Linked DNA regions of Homo sapiens: region 1 is linked to region 2. The links are chromatin contacts, found by Hi-C or POLR2A ChIA-PET in ENCODE. All regions are on one chromosome and are shown on one strand. Each heading gives the region's core, a stretch centred on a gene start or an enhancer-like site at or near the end of the contact. The rest is flanking DNA. Distances are from core to core; before and after follow the strand shown. Region 1 overlaps TAAR1 (trace amine associated receptor 1). Region 2 has its middle 12 kb from the start of TAAR2.

Region 1 (4,098 bases), core at 315-2,814, 36 kb before region 2:
TGGAGGCGAGTCTATGATTGTTAAAAGATAGAGGTCGATGAACTAAGAGTCCATTATTGGAAGGATCATTTAGGTGGACAATAAAATTGCTAAGAACTTTAGCAGGAGTAGCGTTACGGACAGTGACAGTAAGCCAGGAACTCATATCTTCAAGAAGTACAGAGAGATGACTTGGGAGTCTGTACATGCCTGCAATAGGAGGAAGTTGGTATGGTTTGTGTCCCCACTCAAATCTCATCTTGAATTGTAGTTCTCATAATCCCCACGTGTCATGGAAGGGACCTGGTGGGAGGTAATTGAATGATGGGGGAAGCTACCTCCATGCTGTTCTCATGATAGTGAGTGAGTTCTCATGAGATCTGATGGTTTTCTAAGGGGCTTTTACCCCACTTCACTCTGCACTTCTCCTTGCTGCCACCATGTGAAGAGGAATGTGTTTACTTCCCCTTCTACCATGACTGTAAGTTTCCTGAGGCCTTCCCAGCCCTGCGGAACTGTGAGTCAATTAAACCTCTTTCCTTTATAAATTACCCAGTCTCAGGCAGTTCTTTGTAGGAGTGTGAGAATGGACTAATACAGAGGTATAGCATGAAGACATGAACTTCAAAGCTTGCAAGGGGTTAGAGGTTAGGGTGGAAAGATCTTCAATGGCAATGAGTGTAAGTGGACACTTACTCTTTCTCCAGATCATATAATATGAAGAGGTACAAGGAATGTAGGAAAGAAAACAGCCGCCATTGACAAGGTTGCAGGGGAGAAGGTATCCTGAGGAGAGAGAGTTTTAGTTAGAACAAAGAGTGGGAAGCAGATTTAAAAAAAGAATTTTAGGAAATGGAATAAAGACCATGAGTCCCCAAGGGCACTCTTGGAAGGGTTTTGTGAGTAATACCACAATGGGAAATTGGTTTGGATTAGGAAATGAGTAGAGTAGTATAGAGATGAAATTCTGAACAATTAGGAATGGGTGGTTAATGGAATCCGGGACAAAGCTTATGATAGGGTTAGTGTTCATGACCTTCTGTTGGAAAGTTGAGGCACTCTGCCCGGGATTTCCTGCCTTGCTAGACAGATCTATTTTAAACTATAAGTTCTATCAACATATTTTTAATTCATATGTCATTTTCAAACATTAGATGATTAGATCATTTACACAGAACTGTTTACTTAGTTAGGTAATCAAACAGCAATTTGTTAACTTCCCATATTGCTATTGTATATTCAACCTGGAAACTTTGTATATACAGATAATAATTATCTCTAGCTTGTAAATTCTTAAAGCTGAAAGAAAAGAAACAAAAACACTATTTTGCCAGGTCCTTAGATAAGCTTTCAACTCACAATGTTGTCATAGAGCACTTAAACAAATAAATCTATTCAAAAACAATTTATAACACTTCAAAAAGCACTCATACAATGATGTTTAATATTCTTTAAGTTGGGCAGACAAATTATTCTACAGATGTGGCATTCATACTATCAACAATTTCTAAGATACTGTGCCTAAGGCTTGATGTCTCTTAAACCAGTATGTGCAAATATGAGCTTGCGGTAACCTCTGAGTCATTTTGGTCAGAGCCACAAAAAACAAGGCCTATGAATTTGCCAGATGGCGTTTTCATCTTCTGTGAATTTCCTCTTCTAAAAGTGAAATTTGTATTTTGCTTTATTTCCACCTTCCCTTACTTCTTTTTGAACCCTAGTTCCTACTGAGAGTCCCTACTCAATATGACATCAGGAAGAAATGTTTTTAAGAGTCAGGAATAAATAAACACTTCTGAACAGTGATTTTGAGTGTTGTGTGGTTCCTTTAGTAAGTCAACAAATAAGTAAAAGAAAGAAGGAAAAGAGAGGGAAATAGTGGAGGAAAAGTCTAACTAGAAAATATATAACTTAACTGATTGAGTTTAGTTAAATGCAAACTTAAATTTCATAGTAAGAAATCCATCATTGTTTTAATGAAATCATAATCGTAATTCAAATATTGCTTAGTTTAAATAACAGTTTTTGTTTGCTGTTTAGCTTCTATCATGGAATGAGCCTGTGTGTCTTTTTAAATAAATCTTACAGATTTATTTGGTATAAATATGTTTCCTTCTGGGAATAGAAGACCAAAGGAGATTAGGGGAAAAATGTTCCAAATTTATTAAAATATACATTTTCATACCTAGATATTGCATTTCTCTCATTCTAAACCATCAGCCCAGAGGGAAGGGAAAAAGATAAAAAGGAAGGCAGACTCCTGGAATTCTAGGAATTGTTGCTGTTTTCTAGCATTTTCCTACCAAAGTGATAGACTATAGGACTTCATTGCCAGAAATTTGTACTCTTCCCCAAGCTCTTTCTCCTTCCTTCCTTCTTTCCTTCCTTCCTTTCTTTCTTCTTTCTTTCTTTCTTTCTTTCTTTCTTTCTTTCTTTCTTTCTTTCTTTCTTTCTTTCCTTTTTCTTTCTTTCTTTTTTCTTTCTCTTTCTTTCTTTCCTTTCTCCTTCCTTCCTTCCTTCCTTTCTTTTTTCTTTCTTCCTTCCTTCCCTCCTCCTCTCCTTTCCTCCCTCCCTCCCTTCCTTTCTTCCTTCTTCCTTTCTTTCTCTCTCTTTTCTTTCTTCCTTTCTCTCTCTCTCCCCCCTCTTCTCTTTATATATATGTACATGTCTGTGTATGTGTTATATATGTGTGTGTGTGTGTGTGTGTGTGTGTGTGTGCATGCGTATGTGTGTGTGTAAGTCCAAGTTCTAGAATTTAGCTCAGAATTACAGGGTCATATAGAAACAAAAGGGACAGTTTCAAACTGAGTCCCCTGGAACTTTGAGGTTCTTCAGTGAAGTACAAGAAGAGGAGGCCTAGTAGAAGATGCCTACTCATAATAATTTTTTTTACCTGTTTTATAAAGTGAGATTTATTGGATTTCAGAACTTAAAAACTAAAAAGGTTGTGTGCCTTGCCCACGGCCCACATGGAAACTCAGCTTCCCTGGGCTCTCACCTCAGTGCTCTTTGCACCATGCCACTTCACTTCTTACCATAGACTTTAGTCTGTATATCAAAAATCCTTAATAAGTGGGACCACAATATCATTCTTCACTAGTAGGTGCCATTATTTAAGACATCATAAATTCTTATATGAAAATTTAAAGCTTAATTTTTAAAAATTGACCTCAAGTTGGTTCTTTCTGCAATAGAGAGAAAGACTGGACTGATATCAAAGAAACTGAACTAGTAATTGAGACCACAGCTCATATTCAAGCTTTAATGATTTGTGAATTAAACTTCAATTTCTTGCCAGTAAAATGAGGTTAATGAAGCATGTCATGTCTTCCTTACAAAAAATGATGTTGGTCTTATAAATGTCAAATAAAACTGTAACTGAAATAATGCATGGAATATATGTAGAAGTACTTTGCAAGCTGCAAATAAATATATGTAAGCTTCTTCTTATTACAATTAATTATAAAATAAGAAATATATAATTTACGTATGACCAAGTGCAGAAGTGGGCATAGTGCGTATTAATTCTGCACAAGAGGCACATTTAAAAGACTTCTTGTCTTTTTCATAAACATATTTTAATTCCAAATTTTCTGGCAATTTCTTTCTACCCTTTACAATGTAAGTCTCCCCCACTAGACTGGCTTCCTATGGACACAGATTGTTTCCATAGATTAAGATGTGTGATCATAATCATCATTTGATCTTCTCTGACCTACAAATGTGGCAGTTTCATATAGTTCAACCTAATAATTTAGCTTCATATTTCTAGAAGAATGTCCAGCTCCAGGTAAAAGTTTTTTAAAAATTGCTGTACTGAACTATTGAATGGAACTTGGAAATAAAGTCCCTTCCAAAATAACTATTCTTCAACAGAGAGTAATAGGTAAATGTTTTAGAAGTGAGAGGACTCAAATTGCCAATGATTTACTCTTTTATTTTTCCTCCTAGGTTTCTGGGATAAGTATGTGCAAATAAAAAATAAACATGAGAAGGAACTGTAACCTGATTATGGATTTGGGAAAAAGATAAATCAACACACAAAGGGAAAAGTAAACTGATTGACAGCCCTCAGGAATGATGCCCTTTTGCCACAATATAATTAATATTTCCTGTGTG
Region 2 (3,961 bases), core at 239-2,738:
TGAGAAACCTTTAAAAATCTGCTTCTTTGTACATGTAATTTGAGTTAATATATTGAAGAAGTGGAACACTAATAGCTCATATCTTCCTTTGCTGATCTTTCTTATCTGTTTTTCCAACAAAGAAAACTGAAAGGAAATTATAATTTACATTTATTTATATGCTTGTACATACATACATAGGTGGCAATGGCAATTGTTAAGTTCTTTGCCCAAATAGGTGGATCCTAGAAGAGGAGAACATATTTTATGGCAGTAGTGTCACTTTTATTTGGTGCCATGTAGAGCACATGTACAAATGCTTGCCTCTATGCTCAGAACCAGATTGTAGTCTACTACAAGTTATATGGTATTCATCCTGGAAGGCTGTGAAAATTAGATTCCTAACTTGGTGTTGCTATTAAGTCATCTCTGCCTCCTACTAAAATGAATGTGTCCAGACAATCAAAGATTCTCTTCAACAAGTATTAACTCCATGATATATTGCATTGCAAATCTGACTTTTTCCAAATGTATGTGGCTGGAGATATGCCAACCTTAGTCAGTGCTTAAAACTAAAACTTGAGGAGGAAAAGGAAAAGGTCCCAGTGGGAAATTATTTGTAATTATTAATATTTGAACATTTGTAACTTTAAAAAATGAGAATTCCATAGAGGCTATGTGATTCAACATAATAGATAACATAAAAATTTTGTTGGCCTCCATAAAAAAATTAAAGGAGCTAGCATAATTTTTATGAGGAAAAGCAGGGAGGAAGGCAGGAACAATGTTAATGGCCGCAAAGATCTGCATGTCAACTTTGAACGTATAAACAGGTTATGAAACAGTAAAAGTTTATTTGCAAATCAGTTATCTGGAAATTAGAATACAGTTTTCCAAAAGAACATTGTTAGTTTGTTAGAGCTGGTTATTGTGAGCCTCATTGTGTTCTTACTAGACAGATGCCCCACTGTGGAATGTTAAGATAACGATGAGGCTAGAAACTGCATCACATAATATATCTTTGTAAATATTTCGTTTATGGACTTCTCCAGTTCTGAAAGTATATGAATTTTCCCTTATGTGTATAGGAAGTTGCACATAGTGAAAGATTTGATCGCATGTTGAAACATCTTATAGAATCATCCCAATACTTAAAACATGGAACAGTTACTTATATGTAAGACCCATGTGAGGTTGCTTAAATGTCGTGACTGTGATCAATAAGGTCATAGGGGCAACTAGGGTGTGGCAGAGTCCCCTGTGTAATCATTAACTGCGTATGTATTCATGGACTTAAATACTGTATGAGTTTAACTGCAAGTCTGTATTCTGCAACAGAAAATTTCCTTTTATCTTTGAGAGTATGTGAGTTTTAACTGGAAGAAAATCCCCAACTCCTCTAAGTGGTAGATAAGGTGCAAACATTACATATGGGACTGAAAAGAGCCAAGACAACCCCATCTTCACACCTTAATGGGACACGGAGGGGTGTCATGCCACTAGCAGCAGCACCTCCCAACTGCATTTAGCTGAAATACTTCCACTTTTGTTTTCTTCTACTAACACTATCTCTGCCCAGACTCAGAATCTCTGGTTTTCTCATGCTATAGGATCAGTAAATTATATCTACACAAAATCTCTCAGCTCCTCCTGTCTAAATGCTACTTTGGGAGGGGTTATTTTATAAGAATACCATCAGCAATTCAATACCAGAAGAAATTTTCATGAAGTGTGCTCCTGAAACGAGTCCATTCATTTATAGGGACATTTTAAGCACATTGAATTAGTTGCTTTCATTGAAACAACACAGATATTTTTAAAGCAGTAATAATTTACAATTTATGTGTATGTTTATTCATTCAAACATATATCTCTAGCGTATACTAGAAGCCTTAACTTAGATACTGAGAATCCAGTGGTGATGGATAGACAAGTTACTTGTCTCATGGTGGTGAGTTAATATATTTTTTAACACAGATATAAATTCAACAATTATTTCTTAAGGCTATCACTAATGTGCTCAAATGGGGCCCAGGCTAGATGTTCACAACATTTCCTTGGTGAAAACCAAAGAATAAAGAGAGGCAATGAGTGGAGGACTACCTATAATGGAGAGAAACATATCCTCAATATAATTTTTAACAAGAGAAAAGCACACACATTTATTTAATATAAATTTTACATGACACAGGAGACTTCGAAAATGAATACTGCCTCAAAACTCTAAAAACTGTGTATTTTTCTGAACAGTCATGCAAAAGTATGACAAAAGGATATGATACAGTAGTAATAAACTGGGGGCTAACTTAACAAGGCCTGTTTGTTCAAATTCTTCTTGATGTTTCTGTGTGACATTCTTTTCCCCTGAGTATAGGACACAAGAGAGTCTTATGACCTATTTTAGGAGAAGACCAGATCATTCTTTTAGGGTCTGCTTCAGGGAAAAAGTGGGAGAAGGCCAGAGTAAACTTGCTTCCGCTATTTCCTCAAATGCCAAGGTGCCATATTTTGGGGTACCCTATCCTGAGCCCGATCAACTTTTCCTTTAAAAATTTTTAAAATTACTATGGATACATAATAGTTGTACATATTAATAGGGTACATGTGATGTTTTGATACAGGCATACAATGTGTAATGGTCAAACCAGAGTAACTGGAGTATCCATCATCTCAAGCATTTATTATTTTTTTGCATTAGGAATATTCCAATTCTACTCTTTTAGTCATTTTAAAATATACAATAAGTTATTATCAACTATAATCACCCTAATGTGCTACTTAATACTAGATCATATTCATTCTATCTAACTGTATTTTTGTACCTATTAACCATTCCCTCCTTATCCCCCTCTCCCCACTATCCTTTCCAGCCTCTGATAACCATCATGCTGCTCCCTATCTCCATGAGTTCAATGCTTTTTTTTTTTTCTTTTTTTTAGCTCCCTAAATAAGTGAGAACATGAGATATTTGTCTTTCTATGCCTGGCTATTACAACTAACATATTGTCCTCCAGTTCCACTCATGCTGTTGCAGATGACAAGATTTCATTCTTTTTTATGGCTAAATGATAACTAATATTGATCAGGCATGTCCCAGGACTGCAAGTACCATTCATAGAATCTCCGCATTGAGTCCCAAACTTTATTTCCTATTTTTCTTTCATCTTGTTTCTCTGCTCTTCTGTTTCCTATTTGTTTACAAGAAGATGATCTAATATGAACCAACTTTCTGTTACGAATGATTCACAGACTTTCAGAGCTGGAAAGCCTGCAAGGCTCATCTAGCCCTGCACACCTCCCATCACCAAGGGCTCACAGCTGGCTGATGGCAGAAGCTGGACTAGGAGAACTCTCAACGCAAGGCTCTTTTGCTACCTCCTCTTTGGAAGTCAGTGATGTAAACTTTTAACCTAGAGAAACAAGGGAGTCACATGGAACAGTCAGCTCTATAAAAGGTCCTCCTAAGACTTTGCAAGGAGACACCTTCCTGTGACTTGGTAATAAGAAGTGTCTCTAACCAGCAAAATTCAGGTTCTTTTATCACAACGAGGTGACTTTTCTTCCCCGTCGGTCAGGAAGAATGACAGAATCAAGAAAAAGGAAGGGAACTTCTAGCACCTTGAGATGAGGAAGGGGCCAGTTTTTGCTCTTTCTTGGGGGTTATTTCTGTGCTCTTTCTTAGGATTCTAAAGCACAAACTAAACTGAATCTGCCTAAATAGATGAACTTGTTAAATGTACCCTGCAGTTGAGTCTTTATATAGCTTGGGAGAATTCAACATAGGCCTAGGGTGTCTCCTCTGTCTGATTCACTCAAGATTGGGCCTGCTTTTCTGTGGCCCACTAAGCAGACTCTGTGCTTTGTTATAGGCACAATGTCAAGCTTCTCTTGAGGCTGCTAGGGAGTGGCTTTTCAGATTGATGTGTATTCCGAAGCAAATAGCAAAGCAAGCGTGACCATTTATTGGAAGTTTTTATTTATG

What was found. A loop is a pair of places that touch in the nucleus more often than their neighbours do. ChIA-PET counts read pairs that join two places held with the same protein, here RNA polymerase II (POLR2A). Pooled maps may share reads with other maps.
Region 1: a loop to region 2 is called in a map of PC-3, with 4 times the contacts of the local background. The contact joins two enhancer-like sites. A Hi-C loop is called at or near these places in 3 of 168 maps with a recorded cell type or tissue (Calu3, IMR-90 and PC-3), 4 of 37 single-sample maps with no recorded cell type and 4 of 50 pooled maps. POLR2A ChIA-PET finds 5 or more read pairs at or near these places in 2 of 52 experiments (OCI-LY7 and activated CD4-positive, alpha-beta T cell).

The regions. Positions count from the first base shown.
Region 1 is chr6:132,645,962-132,650,059 of GRCh38, reverse strand. TAAR1 (trace amine associated receptor 1) reads left to right here. Exons shown (of 2, transcript NM_138327.4): 2 at 3,931-4,098. The coding sequence starts at 4,057. Among named protein-coding and RNA genes, the nearest start is that of TAAR1, 11 kb to the left of the region's middle. Within about 2 kb of position 1,564, at least 2 of the 41 ENCODE cell types and tissues checked have a DNase peak (open chromatin) inside an H3K27ac peak, as active enhancers do.
Region 2 is chr6:132,610,163-132,614,123 of GRCh38, reverse strand. It overlaps a transcript of TAAR5 not described here. Among named protein-coding and RNA genes, the nearest start is that of TAAR2, 12 kb to the left of the region's middle. Within about 2 kb of position 1,488, at least 2 of the 41 ENCODE cell types and tissues checked have a DNase peak (open chromatin) inside an H3K27ac peak, as active enhancers do.